Linked DNA regions of Homo sapiens: regions 2, 3, 4 and 5 are each linked to region 1. Evidence: chromatin loops called from intact Hi-C (ENCODE). Cell type or tissue: IMR-90. All regions are shown on one strand.

Region 1 (5,000 bases):
CCAAGAACATTCAGCCAGTAAAACAGCTGAGACCCTATCAGCTCCAGGTCAGTAAACTCCAAAGCCCATGGTCTTTCCATTCTATCACACTTACAACACTGGTTAACCAAGGACCAGTGAAGTGCAGATCACAGCCTCTACCAGGGTTGCTGGGGAAGGGGGTTGGGGTGGGGCCTGGGGAGAGGGAGGGGAGTAAAGATAGACCCAGTGATGAAATTATTTTTATTTATTTATTTATTTATTTATTTATTTTGAGACAGAGTCTCGCTCTGTCACCCAGGGTAGAGTGCAGTGGCACGATCTCAGCTCACTGCAACCTCCACCTCCCGGGTTCAAGTGATTCTCCTGCCTCAGCCTCCCAAGCAGCTGGGACTACAGGCACACGCCACCACACCCAACTAATTTTTGTATTTTTAGTAGAGACGGGGTTTCACTATATTGGCCAGGCTGGTCTTGAACTCCTGACCTCGTGATCCACCCGCCTCCACCTCCCAAAGTGCTAGGATTACAGGCATGAGCCACCACGCCCGGCCTGAAATTATTTATTGAATGAGAATAATAATGGTGACTGCTTCAATTGATGATTGTGAGAATTAAAGAAATAATAAGTTCATAAGTGCTTTTAAAGGCAGCTAGTGATATATAACAGTAACTATTGTTATTAATAAATGCTATATAACCATTTATGTAGTTGTCATTTTTTAAACTGTGTTAACATACACATAACATAAAATTTGCCATCTTGCCAGGCGCGGTGGCTCTCGCCTGTAATCCCAGCACTTTGGGAGGATGAGGCAGGCAGATCACCGGAGGTTGGGAGTTCGAGACCAGCCTGAGCAACACGGAGAAATCCCGTCTCTACTAAAAATACAAAATTAGCCAGGCATGGTGGCGCATGCCTGTAATCCCAGCTACTCAGGAGGATGAGGCAGGAGAATTACTTGAACCCAGGAGGTGGAGGTTGCAGTGAGCCGAGATCATGCCATTGCACTCTAGCCCGGACAATAAGAGTGAAACTCTGTATCCAAAAAAAAAAAAATTGCCATCTTAGGCTGGGTGCAGTGGCTCATGCCTGTAATCCCAGCACTTTGGGAGGCTAAGGCAGGCAGATTGCTTGAGCTCAGGAGTTTGAGACCAGCCTGGGCAACATAGCAAAATCCCATCTCTCCAGAAAAATAGCTGGGTGTGGTGGCATGCCTGTGATCCCAGCTACTTTGGGGGGCTGAGGTGGGAGGATCGCTTGAGCCCAGGATTTTGAGGCTGCAGTAAGCCAAGATTCCACCACTGCACTCCAGCCTGGGGGACAGAGTGAGACCCTGCCTAAAAACCGACCGGGCGCAGTGGCTCACGCCTGTAATCCCAGCACTTTGGGAGGCCGAGGCGGGTGGATCATCTGAGCTCAGAAGTTGGAGACCAGCCTGGCCAACATGGTGAAACCCCCTCTCTACTAAAAAATACAAAACTTAGCCAGGCATGCTGGCAGGTGCCTTAATCCCAGCTACTTGGGAGGCAGAGGCAGGAGAATCGTTTGAATCCGGGAGGCAGAGGTTGCAGTAAACCAACATAAAGCCATTGCACTCAAAACTGGGGGACAAGAGTGAGACTTCTCTCAAAAAAAAAAAATTGCCATTTTGACCACTTTTAAATATACAGTTCAGCGATATTAAATGTATTCATATTGTTGTGCAACCATCACCACCATCCATCTCCAGAATTTTTTCATCTTATCAAACTGAAACTGCCATTGGTTCTTAATAGTTATTAATATAAGCTTTTATTATTATGCTAAATATTTGTATGCTCCTGTCTCCTTAACAAAAGGCAGTAAGTTGTAGTAGAGGGCACGAGGTAGAGATTTTGGCCCTTGGTTCAAATTCAGATTCCCGCACAGTCTAAATGAACTTGAATAATTCACTTAAATCCTCAACATCGGTTCCTCTAGGTAGATAATACCAACACATAGAGACCACACAGGGTTGTAGTTAGTATTCTATCAGATCACCGGGGTTAAAGTACTTTGAAAACTCCATGCAAAGTGCTCCACAAATATTAGATTGGTGGACACTTTCATGCTCCTAGATCAGCTCTTGGAACAAACTAGGAACTGAATGAACCCTGATGCTCCAAGTTGTTGGGCCATACTGCCTCCTGGTGGTAGTCATGAAACGTGCAGAGTCTTTGCTGCTTGGGGTGCTCCTGGGGTTGGTTGGGTAAGATCAGGAGCTGGCCGAGAATGTGAGGAAAACCCAAAGTACCCGGCCAGGGAGGGTATTTTTCCTTCCCCGCTGAAGACACTCCCCAGGCCAGTCCCTTGACGATGGAAGAGTCAGTCTCCTCTCTGTGCTCTCAACTTTCTCTTACTGCTTTTGCTTATGCTGTTCCACCTTCCAACTGGTGCCTCTTCCAAACCCTAAATCTTCAGACCTTCTCATATCCAACTCTTCCAGAAGGGATCCCTGAACCATGCCTCCCAGGGTATCCCGCACCATTTTTGTTTGTTTGTTTGAGACGGAGTCTTGCTCTGTCACCCAGGCTGAGTGCAATGGCATTATCTCCGCTCACTGCAGCCTCCACCTCGCGGCTTCAAGTGATTCTCTTGTCTCACCCTCCCGAGTAGCAAAGGTTACAGGCACGTGCCACCACGCCCAGCTAATTTTTGTATTCTTAGTAGAGACAGGGTTTCACCATGTTGGCCAGGCTGATCTCGAACTCCTGACCTCAGCTGATCCACCTGCCTTGGCCTCCCAAAGTGCTGGGATTACAGGCGTGAGCCACCACACCTGGCCATCCCTCACCATTTTTTTAAACCTACAGAATTCACAGCCTGTACTTGACTGCTATTATATAGTTCTCTCCAAACTATGTTTCGGGGTTTCTTTTTTGTTTGTTTTCTGTCTCTTGTTTGAGACAGGGCCTCACTCTGTCGCCCAGGCTGGAGTGCAGTGGCGCAATCATGGCTCACTGAAGTCTCAGCCTCCCCGGCTCAAGCAATTCTCCTGCCTCAGCCTCCCGAGTACCTGGGACCACAGGCATGTGCCATCACACAGGCAAATTTTTTACTTTGTAAAAACGGGTTCCTATTATGTTGCCTAGGCTGGTCTCAAACACCTGGGCTCAAGTGATCCTTCTGCATTGGTTTCCTGAAGTGCTGGGATTACAGGCATGAGCCACTGTGCCTGGCCAAACTGTGGTTCTTTGGTAGAATTTCCTGGTTTTAAAAAAAAAAAAAGTGGGCTCTAGTCTTGCCGGGGACTCGTGGGGTAACTTGTTCTTGGGAGCCAGCGGTATGGCGTCGGGCTGCAAGATTGGCCCGTCCATCCTCAACAGCGACCTGGCCAATTTAGGGGCCAAGTGCCTCCAGATGCTAGACTCTGGGGCCGATTATCTGCATCTGGATGTAATGGATGGGCATTTTGTTCCCAACATCACCTTTGGTCACCCTGTGGTAGAAAGCCTTCGAAAGCAGCTAGGCCAGGACCCTTTCTTTGACATGCACATGATGGTGTCCAAGCCAGAACAGTGGGTAAAGCCAATGGCTGTAGCAGAAGCCAATCAGTACACCTTTCATCTCGAGGCTACTGAGAACCCAGGGACTTTGATTAAAGACATTCGGGAGAATGGGATGAAGGTTGGCCTTGCCATCAAACCAGGAACCTCAGTTGAGTATTTGGCACCATGGGCTAATCAAATAGATATGGCCTTGGTTATGACAGTGGAACCGGGGTTTGGAGAGCAGAAATTCATGGAAGATATGATGCCAAAGGTTCACTGGTTGAGGACCCAGTTCCCATCTTTGGATATAGAGGGCGATGGTGGAGTAGGTTCTGACACTGTCCATAAGTGTGCAGAGGCAGGAGCTAACATGACTGTATCTGGCAGTGCTATTATGAGGAGTGAAGACCCCAGATCTGTGATCAACCTATTAAGAAATATTTGCTCAGAAGCTGCTCAGAAACGTTCTCTTGATCGATGAAACCATAAGGAGCCCAATGTTTCTGTTCATGAAATCTCCCTTTTACTGGAAAACAGGAATATTGACTACCAAATCATCATGAAATTGAAGCTGTACTGCTTTTTTGAGCAGTTATTCATTCCAGTGATTAAAACTGATTGTGCAGAATATTCTAAGAGGTCAGAAATTGGTGTGTATAACTACATTTTTAGTGATGCAATTTAATGATTAGTGAGTAAGATACTGTTTTTATTGAGAGACTTGATTTTTATAAAGAGTAAAAATACGGCTGCATTAAGGTTACAAACAGAAAAGTGTCTTAATGCCTAAGGAGGGCATATTAGCTACACTACAAAAACAAATTTTGTCTGTACTTCTGAAAAGAATTTTGTTGTTTCTCAGCTGTTTTCCAAAAGCAAAGGAAGTCTTTATGGCTTTTTTCTATTTCATGTTATTTGTGATTTGTTTATAAGTTTGGGTGGGATGGCATACCATATTCTTGGTTCTTAAAATCTATCACTTTTCACCTTACACTTAATGTGTAAAAACTATAAAAACAATGCGTGAAACCCAGGGGTTCTAAAATACAAGCATAGATTTTATCAGGGTGTTTTTGTCAAAGCAGGTTATTCAGTGATTCCTCCCCACCATTCTTAAGGACGTTAAATAATGCTGTTGTGTTAGCTCTGAGTAGAAAGGAAAAAGTAAAAACCTCTGTATGGAAGTAATATTGGGTTGAATTCTGACTGCCCTTTTCTAGCTGGACCTTTAACAAATCACCCAGTCTTTTTTGTGTTTCTCTGAAGTCATTTATACATTAAATGTAATTATAACAACTGTGGGGTTGTGTTGAGAATTAAGAGGTAACACTATATATGTAAAGTTTCTAGTACTAGTCCCAGAATTTAGAATATGCTCAATACAAAGTAGATAGCATTATATAAGTTTATATTTTTGTGAGTTATAAAGTACTTTGATATATTCTCATTAAATCTGTAAATCACCTCTATAAGTAAGTGGTAATAATAAAGCAGATATTTTTGTCCCC
Region 2 (5,000 bases), 410 kb before region 1:
GTGGGGGATGAGCATAGGGGCCACGGGCCTGAGGCGAAGCACCTCTCGGATGGTGGCCTCCAGCAGGAGGAGACGGTTACGGTCACTGATAGTTGGTGTGCGGCTGAAACCCACATTCTGGTCAATCTCCTCGTAGAGCTTCTTCTTCACCTGAAGACCAGAGTAGGTTGGAGGTGACTAGTGTGTGTAAGCCCAGGAGAAGCAAGGGCTTAGAGAAGAATCCAACTGTGACATCGAGAAGAGCCTGTCCAGTCCCTTCCCAGTAGTGGCTCTGGGGCCCAGGCCCGGCTTCCAGAAGATGGGGCAGCTCTACTCTGGGGTCAAAGCCAACTACTGCTTGGGTAAGGAGCAGGGCAGGCCTAGTCTTCCTGCACAGAAAGCCTGAGAGAATTGGCTCTCCCTTTCTCTGGAGCCCAGAGATTGGGCTGGCTGGGGTCTAGGATCAATGAGGGGGAAGCACACCTGAGGATTGTGCAGCAGGAAGGCCAGGGTCCATTTAACCACAGAGGTGGTGGTCTCCACGCCAGCCCCAAAGATGTCCCCTATGGTGGTGAGAATGTGGTTATCTGAAAGCAGCTCTGAGTCTTGATCTGGGCCAGCATTGCCATTATCTGAGTTCATCTTGGCTTGCATCAGTGTGTCCAGCATGTTGGTGATAGAGTCACTCCGGAATTTCTCCTGGGTTGGGTGAGGTTGGGAGACATTAATAAGGAAGGAGCCCCATCTGTGACACTCCTGCCATACTTCTGTCCCTGACTAGAGATAACAAGGCTCCTTCCACTTGGAAGTAGAGCAAGTCTGGGCAGGACCTACGAACTTGTGGAGGTAGGAGGCAGCCCCGGGCCCTCTTTAAATTTGGTGGAGAGGTTAGGTCTCTTCTAGGATCCTCTTCAGTTCCTCACTTTTCGATCCCAACTCCTTGAGTCAGTTTTTTTTTTTTTTTTGAGACAGAATCTTGGTGCAATGCCCAGGCTGGAGTGCAATGGCATGATCTCAGCTCACTGCAACCTCTGCTTCTCGGGTTCAAGTGAGTCTCCTGCCTCAGCCTCCCAAATAGCTGGGATTATAGGCATGCGCCACCGTGCCCGGCTAATTTTGTATTTTTAGTAGAGACAGAGTTTCTCCATGTTGGTCAGGCTGGTCTCGAACTCCCAACCTCAGGTGATCTGCCCACCTTGGCCTCCCAAAATGTTGGGATTACAGGTGTGAGCCATCTTGCCTGGCCTAGTTTTTGTATTTTTAGTACAGACGGGGTTTCACCATATTGGCCAGGCTCATCTCGAACTCCTGACCTCAATTGATCTGCCCACCTCGGCCTCCCAAAGTGTTGGGATTACAGGCGTGAGCCACCGCGCCCAGCCCTTAAGTCAGTTTTTATTGTACACCTACTATGTGCCAGGTTCTCTGCTTGGTTTTGAAGCTTCTACAGTGTGTAGAATGGACTCCACCCTGCTCTTGTGATTACTTTTAGCCTAACTCATATTCTCTTCTGCTCTATCACCTACCTTGTAATTTTCAAGTATTTTATTCAGCAGATCATTTCGTATTTTAACATGGCTCTTTAATTTTTCCAGGGTTTTGTTGGGGAAAATCTGGGAAATAAAAAGAAATGTTAAATCCACCCTTCTTCCATTTTGCTTCTCCAGCTGCCAGAGTCTCTCCTGGAGGCGGATCTTAGCTTTCTGTCTCTGGAAGTTCCTACTCCACCCCTGACCTTCAGCCAGAATGGAAGGCAAGATGGGGACACAGAACGGGTTTATCATGACGACGAAGACAATTCTAAACAAGGGAGGAGGGCGTGGTCTCCACCTCTCCTTCCCCATTCAATCAAACATCAAGCGCTGACTCTGCTATGTGTCCAGCCCTTAGGAGTGAGAGAGACATGAGCCTGAAGGCTCAGACAAGCTCCTTAACCCCGCTAAGCCTGCTTCTCACCTGCACAATGGGGATAATAAAACCTACTTCCAAGGGGAATTCAGCGATGAATGCGTATAGAATGCTTAGTACTGGCACATGGTAATTGGAAAAGAAATGAAGGTCATTATCTGGAGTACTAAGGTGCATAATTAAAAGGCTAAATCTATCTCTGCAGAGAAATGGCAAAGGTTTTAAGTGGCAGAGGAGGTAGAGGTGGCGGAGGTAATCAGGAAAAAGATGGGTCATTGCGGCTGGAGCAGGGAAGTAAAAAGGAAGGAAGATTGGGGACAATGTCAGGGTCTACTAGAACCTGAAGGCAGGGCTGGCAGCATCTCACCTTCAACCAGGGGACTAGGTCCACCAGGCTGTCTTTGCTCAGGTTGTCTATGATGCCTTCATTGTAATTCTGTATGACATTCAACTCAGGGTCCCCATTCTTGTAGGAGGTATTGAAGCAGATCAAGGAGATGACATTGGTTACCGCCACGAAGACAGGAAAGGAGATGTCTATGGACTGTCCGTTGTGGGTGGCCAGCATATCACACAATGTACTGATTTCCTGACAAACTGAAGGGAGAGGGGGCATGAGGGTGGGAAATGAATCAGCACCCTTACCCCCTCTCTGTACCAGTTGCCTCTTAACAGGAGCGGGGGACAGATAGCAGATGGCCACTAGATGGCAGCAGTAGCCAAGAAAAGGCTGCATTGCGCTCTAGTCCTAACCCTTACCCCTGCCCAACCCTCCTCTCCCTCCAGCAGCTCCTGTGGGATCCAGCCCCAGCCCCAGGGGCCAGCCTGGCACTCACTGATCTTCTCCAGCTTCTGATCGCCATCCTTGAACAGGGCAAAGGTGGCCATCGCCAGCCTTCGATGCAGCTGCCAGTGTGCGCCAGAGTCAGCGAAGGCGATACCCTTACGGTTGTTGGACGCGATGTCTAGAGTTGCCTTTAGAGAGCAGGCAAGGCTGTAGGAATCTCACACCATCCACCCCACTCTTGCCCTTACACCTCTGGTCCCTGCTTTCCTTCCTGGAGGAGAAGGCAGGTACCTGGCATGCTGACTCCCATGTGGGCACAGCCCCACTGCACTCCACCATGACTGCAAGGACTTGGTAGGACAGACCCTAAGGCCTCCTACTCCCAATTCCTTCAGAAATACAGTAGATCAAGGAGAAAGAAAGAACCCTTAATTAGAATGCAGCAGCATTGGGGTTCTTTTCGCTGACAGGGTGCCCTCTGGGCTTCTTTTTGCTCATCAGTTTCTGACCACAGGAAGGCAACTCTGGATGGGATAAACTCTCTAAACTATGCCTGTCCAGAGGGTAGGGAGCAGGTGAGCTTGTAGAGGCTGAGGACTGCACAGATCTCTGCTTTTCCCTGAGCCCTTAGCTGAGCTAAAGGCACAGCTCACCTCACTCAGGTTTACCCTTCCATTGCAAGCCTGCATACCCAGCCACAAGCCCACATTTGGAGAGTGCAGATGTTTTGTCTACCCAGTCTGGACTTGGGCCGAGCCGCCTCCTCCTAGAGGTGCCCCCCAAAGCAAAAGGGTCCAAAGCCTCCCTTTTCCATTTCCTGACCCTGAAGATCCACATGACTAGCCTTCTCCATCTTCTCTGCCCCCGGGAGGAAGCCAGCAGAGGTGGGAGCTAGGTAGTTGGTCAGCAGACCTGGCTGATTGGTCCAAGAAAAAATAAACCAACCCTTGGCTTGATCAAAGCTGAGAGGCTGGCAGGGCACAGTGGCTTACGCCTATAATCCTAGCACTTTGGGAGGCTAAGGTGGGAGGATCACGAGGTCAGGAGATCGAGACCATCCTGGCTAACATGGTGAAACACCATCTCTACTAAAAATACAAAAAATTAGCGGGCATGGTGGCATGCTCCTGTAGTCCCAGGTACTCAGGAGGCTGAGGCAGGAGAATCACTTGAACCCGGGAGGCAGAGGTTGCAGTGAGCTGAGATTGGCCACTGCACTCCAGGCTGGGCGACAGAGAGAGACTCTGTCTCAAAAAAAAAAAAAAAAAAAAAAAATGCTGAGAGGCTGGGGGCCCTGCTGAGTGGGAGGCTCATCAGCAACCCTGAAATGTCATTGTAGAAAACTGCCCCTGTGAGCCTGAGTAGCTGGAAATAGCACCAGGAAAGCAGCAATCCCAGCCTGCAATAGCTAGGCTAATTCTCCCCAGCAGCTTTCATGGAGGACAGTAGTCACTGCCCCCATTTTCCATGAAAAGTAACATGAATCCTGGCTGTATAAGGGGCACTTACTGTGCTGGGTGCTAGGCTAAGTGCTGTACATGCACCTTCTCAGTCCATTAGAGAAGTCTAGGCTCAGAGAGAGGAGTGGAGTGAGGATTCCTTGACCCCTCAGACCACTGTGGTCCTCCCATCCCACCTCCTGGGCAGCCTGGTAGAGGAGACATTCCTTTAATTCTTCCTGCCTAATTTAGAGGCTGGGTGGGGGTCTGAAGGTTCACTCCCTTCACATCATCCCACTAGTCTACTTTGGGAAGAATTACAGGTTGTTGGAGCTGGAAGCCCCATTCTAGGCATGGTCTGAAGACCTGAACAATCCCAGGGGGTGGTGAAGGGGGCAGGGAGGAGATGGGCACCACTTACCATTTGAGGCCGCCCAGAGAAGTCCTTGCCCTTCTTAATAAGCACCTCCTTGGCCAGCTGGTGGTGGCCGACAATCACTGTAGTCTTGGTGCCCATACGAACCGAATAGATGGGGCCATATTTTTTCTGCAGCTTGAAGAAGTTGTTATGCATATGGCCGTGTCTGGGGAGGAATGGCAGGCTGCCCACCAGGGGCAGGGACAGGAGGCTCTTGGGGTACTTGGCACCAGGGCACCTTCTCTTGGGCCAAAACAAATAAGCTAGGGTAAGCAGCAAGAGAGCCACGAGCTCCCACATGGTGGCTGGGTGCCGGCAGGCAAGATAGACAGCAGTGGAGTAGAAGAGCTGTGGCAACTCTAGGGCACAAGGAGGCCTTTTAAAGGGCTACCCTGATCTTCACCTTGACTTTGTGTTATCTCTTGCCTTGTGGAAAGATTCTCCTGGAGCCCAGCCAGGCCTGAGCTCA
Region 3 (5,000 bases), 180 kb before region 1:
AGAAGTAAGATTTTTCTGGGAGCTTCTGTTCCCAATGTCTTTTTCCTCATGCTGAGCTCTTGTGTGCCATGTGGGCTGTTGCTTCTCATGTGCTCGCCTGTCCCTGCTGCATGGTCAGCCCGTGGGGGATGACGGCTGTCATCTCCGACTCCACAGTGTCATCTCTAGGGCCCTGCCTGTGTGGGGAAGGTTTGTAGCACCTGCCCATTTGCAGGTGGATTTTATATCATGGGTGGAGTTGTAAGTTTATACGGCAAGATAATTGGCTAGGGACTGGTGAACTGTCATTTCTGTTGAGCAGGAAAACCTGAGAGGCAGTAGTTCTTCTCCTGAAGCTATGGCCCAAGAAAGACCTTTTGTAATTGGAAACTTAATATAAAATGATAGTTTGCATCAGGTGGCATAGCATCTTTTTTTTTTTTTTTTCTTTGAGACAGGGTCTCATTCTGTGGCCTGGGCTGGAGTGCAGTGGCGTGATCATGGCTCACTGCCTCACAGGTTCAAGTAATCCTCCCAAGTAGCTGAGACTACAGGTGCACGCCACCATGCCTGGCTAATTTTTGTAGAGATGGGGTCTTGCTGTGTTGCCCAGGCTGATCTTGAACTCCTGGGCTCAAGCAATTTGCCTGCCTCGGTCTCCCAAAGTGCTGAGGTTACAGGTATGAGCCACTGCTCCCAGCCTCCTAGCATCCTGATGAAGAGCTTGTTCTTTACTAAATCTTGCTGATCCCCCCTCCCCTGATTTGTAGGAGGGCAATGATTTGTCTGCTGCATCGAGTTGTGCACATTAAATGAATTCATAAAACACTGATGTGTTAGCACAATTCCTTTTCAATACATGGCATCTTAATTTTTGTTCACCCATTGTAAAGGATGCCTCACACAGTTGTAGTAATGGGAACAAGAGCATTTCTGACCCTTGGCCTGAGAAACTAGAAGTGAAACTGACTTAGAGCATTTCAGTAGCCCAGAAAACACAATGAGCACCTACCATGCAGGGATTATAGTGGACCCTGGGGTTCCAGGGATGAATAAGACACTCTATCCCAAAAGAACTCATCAAGGTAAAGAAGAAGTTGTCGACAAGTTAGCGAAAGTGAAGAAAAGGGAAAATCTTAGGGGGAGGAGAGGGGAACTTTATTTTAATGGAAGGAGACTTTCTTCAAACTGCTTTTCCAAGACAGGAGAAAAATCCCATGGAATTTAAGTGCCTCCAGGAGTGTAGACAGCAAGTTACCAGCCTGCGAGGGGTCTGCTCAGTGGTCAGGACACCGTGCTCGTGAGACAGAGTGGGTTCTACCCAGGTTATTCCTCTCTGTTCCATGGCCACAAACCATGTCGGCCCTTGACCCTGATTCAGCCCCGGCCCTGGCTCCTTGGACAGCCTAGGCAGCCATCGCCCAGCATCATCTTGGTGCTGGTCCCACTGATGGAGCAAGAGCACCACCTTTCCATTGCTGGAGGCCTCCTGAAGAATCCAAGAACTACAGATATTGGGAAGATACTAAGTGGACTCACAGAAAGTAAACATCACAGGCCAGGCACAGTGATTCACGCCTGTAATCCCTTTGGGAGCACTTTGGGAGGCCAAGACAGTGAGACAGGATTATTTGAGCTCAAGAGTTCAAAACCAGCCTAGGTAACATAAGGAGATCTATCTCTACAAAGAAAACTGTATTTTAAGTTTTTAATTTAAGAATTATTTTAAAAATAAACATCACATTTACACTGTCACCTCTGTATAATCAGCCAAATCCAGTTTTCATATTTAAAGCGAATGAGCCCCCTCCTCTCAGTGGGAAAGATGAGCTGAAGCTTTACTCCCTCGATAGTGTTGGGAAAAGAAATCAGACAAAAATCTAAGGAAGGACCAAATATTGTACAGAGTGTGCCAGTAGGCTTTTGCAACTGGACTGAAAATACCTGCCTTTTCTCTCCACAGGGGAAAGTGGAAGTTGAAGCTGGGAAAGAAGGTATGAAGTTTGAAGCGAGCGCCTTCTCATACTATGGCGTGATGGCCCTGACAGCCTCTCCAGGTATGTTTGGTTCCCAGCCGCATAGGGCAGGACCACGTGTTAGGAAGTAAGGCCCCTCTCCTTTCATCTTGCTTTCTGTATCTGCCAGCTGACCCCATTCACTTCCTTTTTGAACTTTTTTTTTGAAGTATATCATATATGCAGAAAATCTGCACAAATCCTAAGTATATACCTCCATGAATTCTCACAAACTGAACACGTGTAAAGTGGCACCCAGACCAAGAGACAGGACGTTACCAGCCCCACAGAACTCCCATCACGCTCCCTTTTAGTCACTGGTCCCCCAGAGTAACTGCTTTCTTGACTTCTCAGCCTAATTCTGCCTGCTTTTGAACTTTGCATAAATGGAGACACTGTGTGTGTTACACAGAGGCTGGCTCCTTTCTCTGTGTCGTGCTTGTCACATCACCTCTGTTGCTGTGTGTGATCACACTATTTCCTCTTGCCATGTCTAGTATGCCACTGTGTGAATACACAGCAGTGCACGTGTCCTTTCATTGCTGATAGACATTGGGGTAGTCCCGTCTGGGGCTACTGTCAATATGTGGCTTTGAACATTCTTATACATGTCTTTGGGTGAACGTGTGTGTCCATTTCTGCTGGGTGCGCACCTGGGACTGGCGCTACGTGTCAGAGGGTGTGCCTCTGGATTCAGCTCTGATGTACCTGCTTACTCCCAACCTGTGCTGTGTGAATTCCGGTTGCTCTGCATCCAGCACTTGGTATTGTTGAGTCTGTTAAATGTTAGCAGTTTGGGAGGTCTTAATTTGCATGTTTCTGAGGACGAATGAGGTTGTTGCTATATACTGACTGCCTGTGGCCGGCTCTTGTCTGGAGAGCTGGCCAGGCGAGTCAGCCAGTTAAGGGTGGGTGGCCATGGGGGATTGACAGTTCTCTGAACACAAGATTCCAAGATGCCAGCCAGCCAGATGTGCTCTCAGACATGAACACAGATAGATACCTGGTGGCTTGCTGGCCTCTGGGGATGGCGCTGCTTGGCAGAGCGCACACGCTTGCTATTAATACCTGAGGCAGCCCGAACAGGTCGGGCAGGTCGACAGAGATGCTGGGGTGCCACCTTGTGGCAAAAACACCAAATGATGTGCGGTTTTAGGAAACTTCATTTACAAACCTCAAACCTAAAAATAACCCATTTTAAAAGAATTCCTGAAAGCCAGGCTTCCAAGGGGAGGAGATGCCTCCAGACAAGACTGTTTCTGTGACATTGGTCTTCATCGACTGCTCCACCCAGTAGTCTGAGGAACCCAAAGATGTTTCAGTTAGAAAGTCACTGAGACGTCAAGAATTCTGTCGTATTTCTAAACTTCCTCTGCCCCAAATGCCCCTTCTCACTATCCTTGTGCAGGTGTTTGAGTCCTGGAGGCACAGTGTCCCCACTGTCAACTGCTGACCAACACCCAACACCCACTGTGAACATGGGCCTGTCTGACCCTACTTAATGAGTAGGTTTCTGTTGTAAACTTGAAGGTGACCTTCGTTTTCACTGCTTAGTGAGAGAGACAGGGTAGCTCTTACCTAGGCATGAGAAGACCTGGGTTATAGCTTCAGTTCCATCACAGGCAGGTCGTGTGGTGTTGAGCGAGGCCCTTGGTCTCATCCTTGTTAAGAGGATATAATGATGCCAGCTCATGTGATTATTAGAAGACTAGGATGCAGTGATCCTCACACAAGTGCTTCGTCCCCTTGAAAGCATGAGGGGAAATGTGAGTATAGTAGAAAGGTGCCTGACTGTGATGAGTTTTGGCAGCTGACCTCAAATTAGCCCCAGGTGAGCAGAACCAGATTTATAAGATGGCTTTGAAAATAAACTAGGAGTGGGTTGTACATTTCTACCAATTACTGGTTCCTGAAACATAAATACCAGCGCAGTTCCTGTTGAACTGTAATGGAAGGACAAGTCTCATTTAGAAGAGGATGTGGTGAGCAGCCCTCTGAGTCTGGAACTGCTAAAAAGGAAGGGGAAATCACTTGAGGTCAGGAGTTCAAGACCAGCCTGGCCAACATGGTGAAACCCCATCTCTACTAAAAATACAAAAATTAGCCAGGCATGGTGGCACATGCCTGTAGTCCTAGCTACTTGGGAGGCTGAGGCAGGAGAATCGCTTGAACCTGGGAGGTGGAGGTTGCAGTGAGCGCAGAGCACGCCACTGTACTCCAGCCCAGGTGACAGAGCGAGAATCCATCTGAAACTAAAAAAGCGGGGGGGGAATTTCATTAATGGCATCTTACCTATTCCAAAGCCTAGTATTTTACTTAACTTTACAACTAAGATTTGGGATTTTGTATATTCATTGAGAGGCACAGTTAGTACAGATATCACAAGGTAAAGTTTCTGTTTATTGATGTTCGCTGTCTGGGGAAAACCGACAATAATCAGTTCTTAAGACCTACCTGCCCCAGAGGTGTGATTCCTGCTCAACATTTCATGTTCTGAGACTTTTCAATCTGATGGGGCAGTGAGTAAGTGGTGATGAGGATGACTCTGGTCTGCATTCCCAGGAAATCTGTGTATGCGTTCTTTACTTACTTTCCTCTATGTTGAGATTTGAAAGCGTTCCTAACAATTCAAAGCTTCAGGTCAAAATTAAAATGAGCTAAAGTTGCACAGATGGGGAGCTGTAGGCTGTGCAGTGAGTGAGTATTGGGGTGCAGGCGCCAGCGGTTTGAGTCAGGCTCTTAGGGCAGTTGACTAATCGAGCTCCCCTTTTGCGCAGCTACTGGTGATTTAAGCCCTTAAGAGTAGCAGGTTTCGAGCTATCAACCCCAATTGGTTATTAGTGGCTTAAGAGATTTCTTGGTTAGTAACAAACTCGTGGGTAGGATTTCTCCTGATCTTGGCCTCCCTGTATTCCTCTTCCTGGAAAGCAGTGTGTGTTGTTTTGTTTCTATAATACCATACCGACTTGCATTTCTGCAACTGAATGCTCATATTGTATTGATAGA
Region 4 (5,000 bases), 160 kb before region 1:
ATGAGCCCTTAGCTCAAATCAGGAAATGCTCCAAGGAAAATGGAGGCAATTTTTCCTGCTGTCAAGATGAGATTTGCCTAAAACTCCCCCCTGCATCCTCAGAGTGCGCACACATCCGCTCATTTCTAAGCTTTATCGTGATGCACCCGGGGTTTCTATTTCACAAAAATTGTGCTCCCTAGAGCCGTTTTTCAACTCGGCACTTCTGAGGAAACAAATATTGATCAGAGGGTCTTGTAGAGAAAGTGGTTAAAAACTGACCTTTTTATAGCCTGGAGTTGATTTCTGGAAACTTATTTTATACTTTTTGAAGGTAATTTAAAAGAGATGATTCTTTATTAAAGCCAAAAAGTTGAATTCTATTAGGTGGATAATAAACTCTTTTGCTTTCTTTGTATGGTGGTTTTGTCATTTTCCCTCCAAGGGCCTCATATCTGTGCTCTTATTTTCAAGCAGTCCCAGGACAAAGGGATGGTTCTAGGGCCCTTTTCTCTGACTTTCTGCTGGCATGCCATCTCCCCTAGTGGATTACTGAGGACTGAGGATGCACGTTTCTAAGGGAGAATTAGTTGCCCGACTTCTGAAGTGCTTTTCCTGTCAGGGTATTAGTGACTGTGCAGTGTTCAAACAGGAGGCCAACACATGATAGGAAATTTTAGATGGGGCCAGTTTTCCTACTGCAGTTCTACTAAGTCATTGACTTGAGGTCAGTGGGTCCAAAAAGTGACTTGTTTAAAGATACCCACACACTCAAGTCAAAGATAACTCTGGTGAGAACACTCTCTCAAAGACTGGACACTGAGTAAACATTTTTCAGTGTGGGGAAGGTTTGCTTGGCAAATCTTCTTTCCAAGTATCTCAAGAACTTGTGAGACGTGGAAGGACTATTGCTGCCTTTCGTGGGAAAAATGTGTGCTCAGCTGCTTGGGCTCCAGTTTGTGTGGGAAGGTTTATCTCAGGCCTTGTCTACTCCCCTCGCCAGACATGGCTTTGGGAAGAGCTCCATGGGAGACCAGAACATCTGGGGACATAGTTGTACCTAGTTATTTTGTGTGAAGAAACAAAGGGACGAGATTCAAAATTCATCATTGTGTTTTAAATTTAAATTGGAAAACATAGATTCCTCATCCTTAAACAGAGTCAGCAAGTTTGAGATGAAATGTTTGTGTTCAATGGGGAGTACTTTTTTGTGTTAAAGCTCTACAGAGAAACTTCTGTATATATTTTATTTTTGAGATCACATACCTTTGTTGGAATGAATCAGACTGTTGTGGCCTTGGGATGAAGACATTGTGTGTGAGGACAGGGAAAAATGGTTGAGAAATCCAGGTTAAAGAATAGAAAAGCTTTTTACTCATTCTATAAATGAACATGCTGCCTGTTTAAAGGACTTGCTTTCTGCTGTTTCTAGATACCTAGCAGCGCGAGAACTGTGTGACGTGCTGCGTTCTTGTTACGGGAGGTGCGTGACGGGGCAGCGGGGGTTTCTGGAAGTCACCTGTTTCTGCTTTCTGGTTGCCTGTGCCTGTGGTCATCCCTGCTCCTTAGCAGTAGTGCATGTTTTTCTTCTATCTGCAGGGTTGCTCTGGTAGCTCCATGGTAGAGATTTCACTCTCAGGGCCTCCCAAAAGTTGTGTATCATTTGAAATTGTTCTATTTGAGGAAAAACTTTTAAGAAAAGCTGGATTCCCTGATCACCACTAAAGATCATCATGAGAAACATAAGTATTTGAGCCCTAAACTACTAAGCCCAGTGAGGAATTGGAGCGTTAACTGTATGGCAATAGCTAGATCATAGTTACCATTTTTCCCACCATCAAAGACAGATTAAATAGTTTCCATAACATGGAATGTGGGTAAGGTTCCTACCCTAATACAGACTTAAATATGTAGTTGTCTCAGGCTATTCGTGGTGAATAAGCAGAGTATTTATTTTAAAATGACCAGGCAGCCTTGGAAAAATTGCTGGGCTTTAAAGTTGTTGACAAAGTATTTCTTAAATAAATACATCTGATTTAGAAATACCTAAACATGGACAAAATACTTCTAAATCTGACATGCAACTGCATGTGGCTTTTTAAAGTGGTTTCTTAACAATGCTAATGTGACTTAAGGATTTGTAGTTCTATTAAAAACGACTTCTAAAAGTATCTTAGGGTAGCTTGAAGGGTTTGCGTTATTATTTTAGGTCTCAGCAGAGGTATGCTTATGGCAAGAGAAAAATCTTAGGTCTAAATAGAACCCTAAACTTTCTTGGCTGTGACCAACTTTTCTGAAGTACACCATCAGAGTTTTCACTGACTATCTATCTTTGCAGAGATGAATGAATGTACTGGGCAATTCCTCTGCCCAAGGAAACCCAGCAGGGCCTGGGTCTGCTGTACCACTGACCAACTGCTGGGGAGGCTAGGGGACCTGTCAGTACATGCTGTAAGGTTGGGAGTTCAGTCTAGCAACCAAGAAGGGGTTGCCTGGTGTTCTACAATGCCTATAGTGTTTTCAAAATGCCTGGGAAAAAATTCTCAAAAGAAGTGGCAGAATGGTCTTCTCACGGTATAAAACTCCGCAGGATTTTTTTTTTTTTTTTTTTTTTTTTTTTTTTTAAGGAAAAAAGTATACCTTTTAAGTTCAGCTTCCTTAACTACTGGCAACAGAGAGAAAACTCATAATTTGTTTTAAAAAGCCCAGTTACAGCTGCCCTGCCTACCCATGGACCATTGACTTCCCAGCACACTCTTAAGAATAATATACAGAGAGGCACCATTTTGCTCTGGGTCTTATGGAATCCTAGAGCTCTTGAATACGTTTTGGTGGTCCTACGGAGAGCTGTAACTAGCAGTGGAGTTGTTGCTTATTCCAGCTGTGTGCTTTTCACTTTCCGATCTTTGGACCCAGAGAATCATTTGCCATGGAATCATCTGGCTAGTAAGACACTCTTATATGGATGCAATACAAAAAGTGGTAAATTAAAGCAAAGCAATCATGTGGTCCTTACTCTAAAAGAGACAATATGTAAATGTACTATTATAATAAGGTAGCTCTGCAGATGTAATAAGCTACTCATAAATTATTTGGGTTTAAGAAAACTTAAGACTATGTTAAACTGGACAACATCTCCATCTTGAGTGAGAGTAATTAGTAACTAGGATGACCACACATTCTCCTAACACGGGCAACAGTCTAGTCTAATTGTTATTGCATTTCTGACCTGATTCTTTTAAAGGGGCATATATTCCCAATATATACCATTTAGAATGTATGTATGTTTCTTGGATGACTTAATCTGAAGCCATATAAGTCCAAAGTAGTGAGACAGACAGTATATCCTTGACTAAGTTATCAGGCTGTGTTCTCTGCTTATAAAATAATTTTTTAAAAAGCCTCACTTCACAGTCCTGTTCCAAAAATCTTTCTGTGAAAAAATTGAGGCCTATGTAACACCATGAATATAATCATGTTAGAACATAATCAGTTCTTGAATATTTATTTCCTTTAAGAGAATATCAAACTGATGTCACCAAATCTAAACCCACTTGAAGACCAATAGCTATTACAGTTGTACTACAGAATAGGTCAAAGTCACCGTTAGAAATATTACACTTTATTGAATTCTGGAGCAGCTAATCTACCCTCCCCTATTGACCAATGACAAGAATGGAAGAAAATATACAATGGTTAAAGAAAGAGTCTATAACCACTGTTTGTTTAAAATGTTGAAACAACTTTCACTGTACTGGTGAAACAGTTTTAATACCCTAACATACACAGTAATGATTCATTCTTGTTTAAAACAAGAGGTGATTTCGACTTGGGATTGGGATTTTTATTTTTTGAGATGGAGTTTTGTTCTTGTTGCCCAGGCTGGAGTGCAATGGCACAATCCTGGCTCACTGCAACCTCCGCCTCCTGGGTTCAAGCAATTCTCCTGCCTCAGCCTCCTGAGTAGATGATGGGATTACAGGCATGCACCACCACGCCCAGGTAATTTTGTATTTTTAGTAGAGATGGGGTTTCTCCATGTTGGTAAGGCTGGTCTCGAACTCCCGACCTCAGGTGATCCGCCTGTCTCGGCCTCCCAAAGTGCTGGGATTACAGGCGTGAGCCGCCGTGCCTGGCCTTGACTTGAGATTCTGAAGTGAATTTATTCACACTGATTGTGCCCTCTACTTTAGTAAGGTTCTGGCTTACAGAGCCCTCTTCCCATCCTCTGATGTTCAATTTTAATATACAGCAATCAACTCTTAGAGGACAAAGAAATCTGGAATTGGGTAGCATGAGCCACAGCTATATAGCCCACACTAATGCATGTTCTGTAGTATAAGAAGGCAGTTCTTCCCTTTCTTTTCTGGGGGCTTGTTCCTTTGTCCACTTGCAGCTAAATTCTTTCTATAGATTTATCACAGATAAGAAGGAGGTTGTTTTTGGATAACAAATAAGCATTTGTGCTATTAAACAAACAAAAGGTAATAAGGATACTGTCTTTTCCCTCAAAATAGAATCCTGCCCTAAAGCAACGCAAGTAGAGCATACTTCTGTGCAAAGCCAGTGATAGAGAAGCAGCCTTGCCAGAGTCACTGAGGATGAATTAAAGGCTTATAAAAGAAAACTTGACCTTAACAGAGACTACATTTGATCATGGAAATAATACATTTCTCCACTGATATACAATACCATGTAATGCACTGGAAAAGTTGGACCTTGGAGTAATAGCACAATTTGTAACATTACAGATCACCTCTTCCCACTCTTTGTTCCACTCTGAGACTCTTTCCTTTTCCTCGTGTATCCAGATACACTGACATACGGATGATTTTAAAAGTGTCACAAGCCACAGTGGAGCCATATACATGCAGTTCAGCCTGATTTTACCCTTATTTTCTTCTAATACAGACTCCATTACAATTTTGGACCATCTGCAGAGAGTACAGATACACAAAACCAAAACAAGTATCTATGATAATAAAATCTTCAGAAACTTTTCAGACGTACCTTTCATGGAG
Region 5 (5,000 bases), 520 kb before region 1:
TATGTAACACCCAAACAAAACAATAGGAAGTCCCTTTCTTGGCTTGGTTGGGGAGAGAATAGACTGCCTCTGTAGCTGCTGGACATGTGACTCTTCTTCCTACCTCTTCCTTCCTCCCCTGCGTCCCCCACCCCACGCATTGATTGGTTCAGCTATTGAGCTGGGCTTTGGGCCGGGTGTTGGGAATGTGAAGGCTTCAGTAACCTCCCGTCAAGGAGCTCCCAGTTTTGTTGAGGAGACCAAGAAGTAAACAGTTACAGTACAGCTTGGTAAGTGGTAGGTTGGAGGAAGAACATGGGGTTGTGGGAGCAGGAGCATGGAGTGACTTACTCTGTCTCAGGAGGGGCAGGGAAAGGGTCGGGAAGGTTCCATGGAGGAAGTGATCCCTCTCAACAGGGCAGGGTTGGCCATGTATGGAAGGAGGAGGGGGAGATATTTGAGGCAGAGGGGCCAGCCTGCGCAGAAGCCCAGGTGCATAAAACAGTATGGGAACAAGCTGGGCACGGTGGCTCATGTCTGTAATCCCAGCACTTTGGGAAGCCAAGGCGGGTGGATTACTTGAGGTCAAGAGTTCAAGACCAGCCTGACCAATATGGTGAAACCCCGTCTCTACTAAAAATACAAAAATTAGCCAGGCGTGGTGGTGTGTGCCTGTAGTCCCAGCCACTTGGGAGGCTGAGACAGGAGAATTGCTTGAACCTGGGAGGCGGAGGTTGCAGTGAGCTGAGATCGTACCACTGCACTCCAGCCTGGGTGACAGAGTGAGACTCCGTCTCAAAAAAATAAAAATAAAAAACTAGTATGGGAACAGTGTGGGGACCTGCAGATCATGTGCTTTGACTGGCATACCCTCAGGACTCCCTGCCATCTGACTTCTCTCTGCCTCTCCTGGCCTTCCTCACTGGTAGGACGATGCCGGCGGTGATCTTCTGGCAGTGGGTGAACCAGTCCTTCAATGCCTTAGTCAACTACACCAACAGGAATGCGGCTTCCCCCACATCAGTCAGGTAGGAGACCTGAACCCCAGGCTGTCCTCGTGTCTCCCCACGAACAGCTTTTCTAAAGGGTTCTGGGCTGTCAGTCCTTCCTGGGTAGCACCTGCACTGAGCAGGTGACCAAGTCACCCTTTCCCAGGGTTTGGAAATATTTTCTCAAGCTGAGTAGGGGTGGATCTTCTTCCTAGACCAATTCCAAATGTGTTTATTCATTCATTCTCTAAATATTTCTTCTTGAGTGTGTCTTATGTGCTGGGGATGTGCATGGTTCTAGATGCTGGGATACATTGTTAAGACATGTGGTTGGGCCAGGCACGGTGGTTCTCACCTGTAATCCTAGCGCTTTGGGAGGCTGAGGCAGGCAGATTGCCTAAGATCAGTCTCAAAACAAACAAAAAAAACCACCCAGAAAACCAGGGTTGCAAGGCAGAGAACAGCAGAGCGGTGTCTGTGTAGTTAGGCCACTTAGAGCAGTCCCATCTGTGAAGACGACATTTCAACTGTCCTGAAGGATGAGGGATGAATGACCCAAGAGCCCAGGGAACACCTCCCCGCATAGGGAGCAGCCGTGTGCAGAGGCTCCGAGGCAGGGAGGAACTTGGCATGTTCACAGTACTGAAAGAAGACCAAGGGGGCTGGAGCACTGTGAGTGAGGGGGAGAGGGTCACAAGATAAGGCTGGGGACAGATCCTGTGCGGTTTTCACGCACGAAGCCTCGCCAGCCGACTTTCTCCCTGAAGCCCGTGGTTTGGCCCTCAGCCGGCAGGGGCCCCACTCCCAAGCATCTCTCTCCTCCCCCAGGCAGATGGCCCTTTCCTACTTCACAGCCACAACCACTGCTGTGGCCACGGCTGTGGGCATGAACATGTTGACAAAGGTATGGTCTGGGGCCGCTGCAGCATGGTGGCCACGCGGGGGCAGCAGAGTCCTAGGGAAAACGTCCTTCCCCCAGGGACAGTTCCCCAGGCTGGGTGAGTTGGGAATGGCCAGAGCCCGGCTGGCCAAGTGATGAGAAATACACCAGGGCCGTCCCCAGGTTGGTTCTTCTTGGGCCTTTGAGGGAGTTTGGGGTTCCCAGACTGGGTGTCTGGATGTGTGGCGGTAGCAAGGCCTAGTTTTCTTTTTTGTATTCTAGTCGTTCAGCCCCCTCCCCTCCCATCTTCCAGCGCTTCTGAACAACTCCTACTGTTCTCTTCCCCCAACAGAAAGCGCCGCCCTTGGTGGGCCGCTGGGTGCCCTTTGCCGCTGTGGCTGCGGCTAACTGTGTCAATATCCCCATGATGCGACAGCAGTGAGTAAAGGCCCCTTTTTCTCCCTACAAACCACAAGATTAGCAGAAAAGGGGCAAGAAACCAAAGCAGTGGGTGGCTTCTGGGGACTGCGGTGGGCATGGGGAGGGCTGCTGGGCTGAGCCTCTGAAGGGCCCTGGGATTGGCAGCTCCCATGGTGATGGCCCCGGGAGTGGTGGGTGACTTTGGGTTAGGCCGTGTGTTGAGTCCCGTGGGAGTCCTCTCCTGGGTGATGTGGGATGGGAAAGACAGGGTGGACCTGTGGAGTTTTACACTGGATCATGTCCTTTTGGACCTGTGTTAAAATTGTGAACTCCTCCTACTTCCCAAGCCCTGGGGATGGCATACAGAATGAAATGTAGCAGGCTGAGGTGTCTAAAGATAGCATAGAACCCAGAAGCTTTGAAAGAAGCCAGAGGAGTAGACAGAAGTTTTCCAGGCACCCAACTCTAAGCTTTTCAGGAGAAAAGGTAAAGGAGAAACTCATTGTGTCTCACAGTTCTTATTTCTTGACTAGAGAAATCTCTGTTATGAGGTTTTAATGATGTAATATATGTAAAGCACTCAAAATAGCACCTGGAACATAAGAGATGCTACATAAGTGTTCACTGTTATTTCTACCATTGTCATCATCATCAATATCTACAAGCCACATTTTCTTGGGACTACCAACAAATGGAAAATGTTCACACTAGTCTTTGTAGAGGAAGCACTACCAGAATAGTTGTGCACACATGCTGCTCCATTCATCTTTCCTTCCCCATCCAGTGGCCCTTTCCTAACAGGAGAATGAGTCCCTGCCACCTACCGGGGCTTGAGTTGAGTGCTGTCAAGAACTGGCCTGAGAAGAACAGCTGGGGTGGGCTGGGTGCGGTGGCTCACGCCTGTAATCCCAGCACTTTGGGATGCTGAGGCAGGAGGATCACCTGAGGCCAGGAGTTTGAGACCAGCCTGGCCAACATGGCAAAACCCCATCTCTACTAAAAATACAAAAATTAGGGCCAGGCGTGGTAGCTCACGCCTGTAATCCCAGCACTTTGGGAGGCTGAGGTGGGCGGATCACGAGGTCAGGAGATCGAGACCATCCTGGCTAACACGGTGAAACCCCGTCTCTACTAAAAAATACAAAAAATTAGCCAGGTATGGTGGCGGGTGCCTGTAGTCCCGGCAACTTGGGAGGCTGAGGCAGGAGAATGTTGTGAACCCGGGAGGCGGAGCTTGTAGTGAGCCAAGATCGCACCACTGCACTCCAGCCTGGGTGACAGAGTGAGACTCCATCACAAAAAAAAAACCAAAAAACAAAAACAAAAATTAGCCGGGCATGGTGGCGCATGCCTGTAATTCTAGCTACTGGGGAGGTTGAGGCAGGAGAATCGCTTGAACCCAGGAGATGGAGGTTGCAGTGAGCCAAGATCATGCCACTACACTCCAGCCTGGGTGACAGAGTGCGATTGTCTCAAAAAAAAAAAAAAAAAAAAAAGGAATAGCTAGAGTAGCTACTGTTTGTGGAGTGATCACACTGTGTGTCAGGTGCTGGACCAAGTATTTCATAGCCATTATCTCATTTAATCCTTACCAGGTCCTGTAAAGTGGGTGCCAGGATGATCCCCATTTTGCAGATAAGCAAAACTGAGGCTTTGGGAGGGTTAAAGACTGTGCTCAAGGTCACACACATCCCCTGCAGTTTCAGGACTCAACCCAGACAGTCCGGGCCCAGGGCCACCGCTCTCAGCCACTGCCCTAGATCACTCCTAAGATACTGCTTATTGGAGTGCAGAAGGAAGGTCAAAGGCCCAGGCTACAGGAGGTGGCTTCCTGGAGCTTAAGTGGCCTGGCCTTGGTCCCCTGGCATGTCATGTGGCTGGCAGGCTTCCATCACCCCTTTCCCAAGTCCATTAACTCCTGTCTGTGTTTAGGGAGCTCATAAAGGGAATCTGCGTGAAGGACAGGAATGAAAATGAGATTGGTCATTCCCGGGTGAGCAGAGGCCTCCCTTTGGGGTGGGAGGAGGGAATTCCCTCTCATACCCTGTCCCCTCCTTAGTGGTCAGAGTAGGCACCAATATAGGATTGAGAAGCCTTTTCTGGCTCCATCCTCACTCCCTATCAAATTTTCCCCATGTTTCTCTGTTCAGAACAGGCCCCTTCTCTCTTTTCTCCATCATTTCTGGTCCATAAAAACCTGGCTAGGTGGGAGGGGATAAAGTGAGGTCACTCAGCAACTGGAGGGTCCTTCCCTTCCCCTTTACCATCTCAGACTTGGCCATGATGCTGACCCAGCCCCCTGGTGCAGCACATGTACACTGGATACATCATTTCTGACAACTTACTATTTTCTGCCCTCAGAGAGCTGCGGCCATAGGCATCACCCAAGTAGTTATTTCTCGGATCACCATGTCAGCTCCTGGGATGAGTAAGATGGGGAAGCCCTTCCATCCTGGGGAAGCCTGTGACACAGGGTGGAGGTCTCAGCCACACTCAGCTTTTGGGTGGGAGGTGGGGCCCACCTTCTACAGCCATGCTTCTCAAACTGCTTTGCTTGATTGCTGTAAGCCTAGAAGAACCACACTAGTTCCTAGAACATCAGTTCATCCAAGGTTTGGGGTAGAAAGTTATTTTCATTTTATTAATACTTGTCAAGCCCTTGTGTTTAATGTTAGACACAGTGTGGGGTGCTAGGGAGAGTGATAGAGAAAATAAATTCCCTGCTTTGGTTT

What was found. Hi-C counts contacts between places; a loop is a spot of excess contacts. Peaks named below come from ENCODE experiments on the same cell type or tissue, not always from the same donor. Only the 100,000 strongest peaks of a DNase experiment are listed, where the experiment ranks them.
Region 2: it touches region 1 in a loop (3-fold over the local background); 50 of 110 quality-filtered maps call a loop at or near these places.
Region 3: a loop joins it to region 1, with 9 times the contacts of the local background. A loop is called at or near these places in 38 of 110 quality-filtered maps.
Region 4: a loop joins it to region 1, with 4 times the contacts of the local background. A loop is called at or near these places in 49 of 110 quality-filtered maps.
Region 5: a loop joins it to region 1, with 4 times the contacts of the local background. A loop is called at or near these places in 27 of 110 quality-filtered maps.

What each region holds. Positions count from the first base shown.
Region 1 is chr10:103,242,711-103,247,710 of GRCh38, forward strand. It overlaps RPEL1 (ribulose-5-phosphate-3-epimerase like 1), which reads left to right and starts at 3,177. Exons shown (of 1, transcript NM_001143909.1): 1 at 3,177-5,000. The coding sequence starts at 3,287. The coding sequence ends at 3,973. RefSeq lists an enhancer at 2,046-2,095. In IMR-90, a CTCF peak has its summit at 2,155 (motif pointing left); a DNase peak (open chromatin) is centred at 2,131.
Region 2 is chr10:102,832,531-102,837,530 of GRCh38, forward strand. CYP17A1 (cytochrome P450 family 17 subfamily A member 1) reads right to left here and starts at 4,883. Exons shown (of 8, transcript NM_000102.4): 1 at 4,535-4,883; 2 at 2,724-2,862; 3 at 2,255-2,484; 4 at 1,506-1,592; 5 at 463-678; 6 at 1-150. The coding sequence starts at 4,831. CYP17A1-AS1 (CYP17A1 antisense RNA 1) reads left to right here and starts at 146. Exons shown (of 2, transcript XR_428804.2): 1 at 146-341; 2 at 1,647-1,974. RefSeq lists a promoter at 4,843-5,000. In IMR-90, a CTCF peak has its summit at 2,590 (motif pointing right); a DNase peak (open chromatin) is centred at 2,601; H3K27me3 peaks cover 1,278 bases.
Region 3 is chr10:103,066,687-103,071,686 of GRCh38, forward strand. CNNM2 (cyclin and CBS domain divalent metal cation transport mediator 2) reads left to right here. Exons shown (of 8, transcript NM_017649.5): 5 at 1,943-2,036. Among named protein-coding and RNA genes, the nearest start is that of NT5C2, 120 kb to the right of the region's middle. In IMR-90, CTCF peaks have their summits at 1,452 and 3,114 (motif pointing left); a DNase peak (open chromatin) is centred at 3,095.
Region 4 is chr10:103,084,570-103,089,569 of GRCh38, forward strand. CNNM2 (cyclin and CBS domain divalent metal cation transport mediator 2) reads left to right here. Exons shown (of 8, transcript NM_017649.5): 8 at 1-5,000. It overlaps NT5C2 (5'-nucleotidase, cytosolic II), which reads right to left. Exons shown (of 19, transcript NM_001351169.2): 19 at 3,469-5,000. Among named protein-coding and RNA genes, the nearest start is that of NT5C2, 110 kb to the right of the region's middle. In IMR-90, no CTCF peak of the experiment used is centred here; a DNase peak (open chromatin) is centred at 1,962; H3K27ac peaks cover 1,813 bases.
Region 5 is chr10:102,727,523-102,732,522 of GRCh38, forward strand. It overlaps SFXN2 (sideroflexin 2), which reads left to right. Exons shown (of 12, transcript NM_178858.6): 4 at 909-1,007; 5 at 1,797-1,872; 6 at 2,201-2,286; 7 at 4,201-4,261; 8 at 4,630-4,696. Among named protein-coding and RNA genes, the nearest start is that of WBP1L, 14 kb to the right of the region's middle. RefSeq lists enhancers at 1,251-2,025, 2,026-2,798. In IMR-90, a CTCF peak has its summit at 1,910 (motif pointing right); a DNase peak (open chromatin) is centred at 1,939.